2 separate regions of the Homo sapiens genome follow, and region 2 is linked to region 1. A link is an interaction called in ENCODE POLR2A ChIA-PET data of the cell type or tissue named here. Cell type or tissue: A673. All regions are shown on one strand. Each heading gives the region's core, and the rest is flanking DNA. Links, peaks and the distances in the headings are about the cores only. Region 1 holds the start of ORAI3 (ORAI calcium release-activated calcium modulator 3). Region 2 overlaps LOC124903677 (a long non-coding RNA gene).

Region 1 (2,899 bases), core at 124-2,623:
AGAGAGTTTCCCTGTCATTGTTCAAATATGGAGGTTGTGGCACAGACAGGGCAGGGACTAGCCCAGATCCCCTAGCGCCATGGTCCCCACCCCAACCGCCTCTGATATCCACCCCCACAGGAGTGCGTTCCCCAAAGTACCTCCTGCAGCTCACTTTCTCCTTTTTCCTGGGGTGATGGTGGGGCAACCCCAGACTAACAGAGCAGCAACCCTGGGTCCCAGTTCATTCGCTCCTGCCCAGAGGCAAGGCTTTTACTTTCCACACCTGTCCAATTAGCAGGCTAGTCTGAGCCATCCTTGGTACGTGACCTGCTCTGACATGCCTGGCTCACCCTGGGGCGGTTACTTGGCTGGCTACAGAGGGCGCACCCTCCATGATCTCAGTTTCCCACTGGCTTGCAAGCGGGGTGGAGGCCTGTCCAGGGTCACACAGCTGGCCACAAGCAGGGAGGAGCCAGGACTGTGTCTGCTGATCCTCACCCTGGGACCTCCCTCCATCCCACTTCCTGTGAGGCCACTGCTGGGGCAGACCGTTAGCCAACACCGTCCTCCTGCACCTGGGGTTTATCAGCTTGAGACTCGCTTATCAGTTTCCTCATCAGCCTCCTTCCCCAGCGGTTCCCTCCCGGGCATGATCTCTTGTCAGTTTTCCTGGTTGACACTAGCACCCCTTGGGCCCGCTGGAGAGTGGCCACCTTCCCTGGGACGGGCCCACCTTCAGCTGGGTGACCCTTCCACCCAGCTAATCCATCTCGAGCCCCCCACCTGTTGATGCAGCCCCCACCCAGCTGACCTGCCTTTGAAGCTGGCACTGGGACTTAGGAACCACTTCTGCCAGGTACAGGCTCCATCTGGACCACTCTGCCTCACTGTTGCAGTCAACCCCACCAGCGATTTGTTCACCCCACTCCCACTACGACACCTTTAGGACTTTCGTGTCCTCCGGTGGCCCCGTCTCCTGGGGTCCCCTGTACACACACATCCGTAAGAAGGGACTTGCTCAGTCCCGCGGGACCTTGTTCCTTCCCCCTTTGACGAAAGCCCCCTTTAACCTGTCTCCCTTGGGACCTGTTTACTTCGCCCCCCCCCCGACCTGTGCCCCCCACTTGCTCTGCCCCACCGGGTGTGACCCCTCCCGGCCCCTCACCATGGCGAAGCCCGAGAGCAAGGCAGACGTGCGGCTGGAAGCTTTGAGCTTGGCCCGGCTGAGGTAGAGGCGGCGCCAGCTGAGCGCCCGCAGCGAGTGCTGACTGGCCCCCATGAGGTCCAGGTAGCCGCGGTGCACGAACTCCCGGTACGTGGCCGAGCCTGCAGGGCTCTCGCCCTCAGGGTTCAGCGGGGCCTGCTCGCCCGCGTCCCCCTCGCCGCCCTTCATCCTGGGGGGGGGGCGGCACCAGGCGGTCACTACGGGGCGGAAGCGCCTCGGGGGCCCCAGCCGGGCCGGCCCAAGCCCGGGGGCGGCCCCATTCCCAGACAGGACGAGCAGGATGCAGGCGGCGGGCGCCCAGGAAGAGGCACCCCCAGTGGAGCAAGAAAAGCAGCGTCTGCGGGGAGCCCCAGGAGCCGGAGCGGGACAGCGGAGGCCAAAACAGGAACTGGGACAGAGGCGGAGCCGGGGCTAGCCACATGATGGGGTGGAGCCGGGGACCAAGTCCCCGCAGTCCCGGGCCCGCAGAGATTCCCCGCGACCCCTACCCACCAAGAACGTTATCCAAGCGCCCGGACCCCACCGAGGTGCACGCCAACCCCAGCCCCCTCCAAGGTACAGCTGGACACCCCAGGTGTCCACACTTCCAAATCCCTCCCAAAATGAGTCCAGGAGAGGTGAGCCCACTCATCTGTAGGTAGGGACCCCGCAGATACACACACGAACTCCGCAGCCCCGGCTGGAAGATTTTGAGTTTTATAGCAAACCGTATTGTACAGACCCGGGGCCCAGGGGCCCAGCCCGGCTGGGTCCCCCGCTTGCCCCTCGCCGGGCTGCCTCTTCCCTCCCCCAAGCGGCCCCATTCTCAAGCCTCTCGCTATCCCCAGGCCCCACCCCTCCGGCCTTTGGTCCGCCCAGCCCTCCCCCCACCCGCGCACCTCCCTGTTACCTGAGGTATGTGGATAGATCTCCCCTCCCCTACATGGTAAGCCCCGGCCCCCCGGAGGCCTGCGCGGAGGGGCGGGACCTGGCCCGGCTCATCCCCGGGGTCCCGAAGCCCCACCCCGCGCTCGAGGAAGGGGCAGGGAAGGAGGGCCAGCAGAGTCTGTTACTAGGTTCCCATGGCAACTAAGAGGGGGCCATTTCCAGCCTTAGCACTGGCATCGGGAGGTGTCCGTTGGCTGCTATTTCCATGGCAACCAGGAGTGGCAGTTCCCTGGGCAAATGGGATACAAGTTTCCATGACGATGAAAGAGTGGGAAGAGCCAGGCTGGAGGAGTCCCATGGTCCCCATTCTTGGGCTGGCGCCCCCAGCCATAATGCGGGTCCGGCGGGTGCCGCCGCTCAATACAGTAAAACAAGAACAAGCCTGGGGGTGGCGCAGTCCCAAATGGGCGCCCACCGGCCCGGTCTCAGGTCTCAGTCCAAGCTGGTCCAGTCCCCTCACACCCCGGCTCCCCCAGGTCCGAGATTCCCCCGGTTCAAGTAACACTTCAGTACAGATGAATGTTCAAGTATTGTGCGGAGAGGCGGGCAGGGGGTTGGGGCGCCCCTCGCCACTCCCCTGGGCCGCGAGCTGAAGAGCGGCTGCCCGCGGCCCCCACTCCTTGCAATAGCTGCCGTTTTCAGTGACGTTCAAGGAGTCAGGGTCAGGGGGAAGGAACTGAAGCCTGGGGAGGGGGGAAGCAGAGAGGTGACCCCCAAGGGGGTATTGCTGTCCCCACACCTGCTCTCATCCCCACCTCCAGCTCA
Region 2 (2,899 bases), core at 136-2,635, 410 kb after region 1:
CCTATTAAAGGGCTGGAATGTTAGGGACAAACTGCCCAAGAAAGCTTCTTGGTGCTGCCCACCCTTCCCCCAAGCCTCTTTACATTTCTAAGCCCTTATCTAGGTGCCGCGGTGAAGCCAGCAGACTTCACTTATCAGACCTTGCTGCAATAAGCAAACCCCAGGTACAAATCATCCACACCGCACAGGGGGAGGTTGTGGGAAACATAAACAAACTTTACCTACACCCTCCTGTAATAAACGTCACAAGGTAATATGTAGAAAAATTAACCAGCAAACAACCCCGAGATGCGGCCATACCAAAGAACTCCCTCAAACTCCCCTCCCCAATATAAACCCCTCATTCTGTAAGCTTGGGGCTGCTTCCTCTCTATTAGGGGAGCAGCTGGCAGATTAATAAAAAGTTGCCTGCCTAACTTTAGGTCTATTTTTCCTTTCTCTCAGCTGACCTTACACCCTCATCTCCTGGGAGTAGGAGGAGGCCCAGCTGTGAGTCAAAATGCCCAGGATCCCCAGGAAGGAGGAAGCCTAAGAGAAAGGCAGAAAGGGGAGAAGAGGGGATGACGTCTCCGTCCCAGCTGGAAGAGGATATTTTGTTGAGGAAGGAATGCTATTTATATGTTCCTTACTCCTGGTGTGACTCATTTTTGCTGACCTGAATTTATGACATTCCCTGGAGCCTGGCATCTTGACCTTCTCTTTCTCACTTTAAGGGAGGAGACCACCCCTCATATTGTCTTATGCCCAATTTCTGCCTCCAAAGAAAGAAGAAGTAAAAACTAAAAGGCAGAAATGGAATCCACAGGCAGATAGCCCAGCACTGCACCCTGGTTAAAAATCAACCCCTGACCTAACTGCTTGTGTTATCTATAGATTGCCAGACATTGTATAGAAAAGCATTGTGAAAATCCCAGTCCTGTTCTGTTCCGTTCTGATTACCTGTGCATGCAGCCCCCAGTCACGTACCCACTGTTTGTTCAATCAATCATTACCCCCTCAGAGATGTGAGCCCTTAAAAAGGACAGGAATTGCTCACTCGGGGAGCTCGGTTTTTGGAGACATGAATCCGCCGATGCTCCCAGCTGAATAAAGCCCTTGCCTTTCACAACTTGGTGTCTGAGGGGTTCTTGTCTGCGGCTCGTCCTGCTACAATTTTTTTTTTGAGACGGAGTCTTGCTCTGTTGCCCAGGCTAGAGGGCAGTGGTGTGATCTCTGCTCACTGCAGCCTCCACCTCCCAGGTTCAAGTGAGTCTCCTGCCTCAGCCTCCTGAGTAGCTGGGATTACAGGCACCTGCCACCACACCCGGCTAATTTTTAATTGTTTTTTAGTAGAGACGGGGTTTCACCATGTTGGCCAGGCTGGTAATGAACTCCTGACCTCAAGTGATCTGCCCCCGTCAGGCTCACAAAGTGCTGGGGTTACAGGTGTGAGGCACCACACCTGACCGAGACTGGGCTTCTTTTCTTTCTTTCTTTCTTTTTTTTTTTTTTGAGATGGCGTTTTGCTCTTGTTGCCGAGGCTAGAGTGCAATGGTGCGATCTTGGCTCACCGCAACCTCTGCCTCCCGGGTTCAAGTGATTCTCCTGCCTCAGCCTCCTGAGTAGCTGGGATTACAGGCATGCGCCACCACGACTGGCTAATTTTGTATTTTTAGTAGAGATGGGGTTTCTCCATGTTGGTCAGGCTGGTCTCAAACTCCCGACCTCAGTTGATCGGCCCGCCTCAGCCTCCCAAAGTGCTGAGATTACAGGTGTGAGCCACTGTGCCCGGCCTTTTTTTTTTTTTAAAGATAGAGTCTCACTCTGTCACCAAGGCTCGGGTGCAGTGGTGTGATCTCGGCTCACTGCAACCTCCGCCTTCCGGGTTCGCACCATTCTCCTTCCTCAGCCTCTGGAGTAGCTGGGATTGCAGGCATGTGCCACCACACCCAGCTAATTTTTGTATTTTTTGTAGAGATGGGGTTTCACCATGTTGGTCAGGCTGCTCTTGAACTCCTGATCTCAGGTGATCTGCCCTCCTTGGCCTCCCAAAGTGCTGGGATTACAGGCGTGAGGCACCGCGCCCAGCACTTAATTTGACTGGTGACATCCCATGGGACTACAGTCAGGCTGTGCTATGAATCGGCCCATTCAGTGGCAGTGTGTGAATTCAAATTTAGGATGAAGAAAGTTCACCTTTCTGTCTCCAGGCCCCCAGGCCCTGGAACAGCTGCCTGTGTAGTTGATGGTGGCTCCTCTGGTTGGCCTTGAGGTGTGTGGGAATGTCACTGCCTGGTGAGCTCCTCAGTTGGCCAGCACTGTCTGGGGGTGGGGGATGAGGGTGGCTCCCAGGGGTACCCATCTGAATGCTGCTGTTGTGAAGGTTGATTCTGTCACCTGAATATGAGTAGGCCTTGAGGAGTTGACAGGGCCAGAGGTAAGTTATGAATCAGCAGTTTCCCAATGGCCACTCAGAAAAATGACACATTTGGAAGGGACCAGCAGGAGTCTATTTGGGAGCTGTCATAAGCCCTTGGTGTCAGAAACACTGACCTGGTCTCTGAGCCTTTGGCCAAGGCTCCCTGTAGCCAGACCTTCCCCAAATCTGCAGTCTCTGCCCGGCCTCAACATCTGGCACTCACTCAGCACCTCATTCCTGTCCCCAGTGCAGCCACACTTCGCCAGTACCTTCAGCCAGGCCTCAGGTACTCCGGGGAGTGACCCTTTGCCCGCAGCTGGTATAGCACCCACTTCTCCCACAACGAGGCCCACCCCTGCTTCCTGTTGCCCAGCGGGCCTGTGTTCCTTCACCTGTCCCCACTGCTGGCAATGCTTGAGCCAGGGGCCCTTCAGTGGATCGACTGGCCTGGTGACATGGACCTCAGAGGCTGACCTCCAGGATTGTGAACTCTGCCCCTGG

The links. ChIA-PET counts read pairs that join two places held together with the same protein. Peaks named below come from ENCODE experiments on the same cell type or tissue, not always from the same donor. Only the 100,000 strongest peaks of a DNase experiment are listed, where the experiment ranks them.
Region 2: POLR2A ChIA-PET joins it to region 1 with 12 read pairs; 3 of 35 experiments call an interaction of 5 or more read pairs at or near these places.

What each region holds. Positions count from the first base shown.
Region 1 is chr16:30,947,766-30,950,664 of GRCh38, reverse strand. It overlaps FBXL19 (F-box and leucine rich repeat protein 19), which reads right to left. Exons shown (of 11, transcript NM_001382779.1): 11 at 1,882-2,899. ORAI3 (ORAI calcium release-activated calcium modulator 3) reads right to left here and starts at 1,597. Exons shown (of 2, transcript NM_152288.3): 1 at 1,148-1,597. The coding sequence starts at 1,375. RefSeq lists enhancers at 1-241, 242-471, 760-1,278 and silencers at 1,202-1,251, 1,292-1,551, 1,922-2,171. In A673, for the core only: no CTCF peak of the experiment used is centred there; DNase peaks (open chromatin) are centred at 1,594 and 2,304; H3K4me3 peaks cover 1,738 bases; H3K27ac peaks cover 991 bases.
Region 2 is chr16:30,539,321-30,542,219 of GRCh38, reverse strand. It overlaps LOC124903677 (a long non-coding RNA gene), which reads left to right. Exons shown (of 2, transcript XR_007065050.1): 2 at 445-1,108. Among named protein-coding and RNA genes, the nearest start is that of ZNF747-DT, 5.7 kb to the right of the region's middle. RefSeq lists a silencer at 418-712 and an enhancer at 675-1,320. In A673, for the core only: no CTCF peak of the experiment used is centred there; no DNase peak of the experiment used is centred there.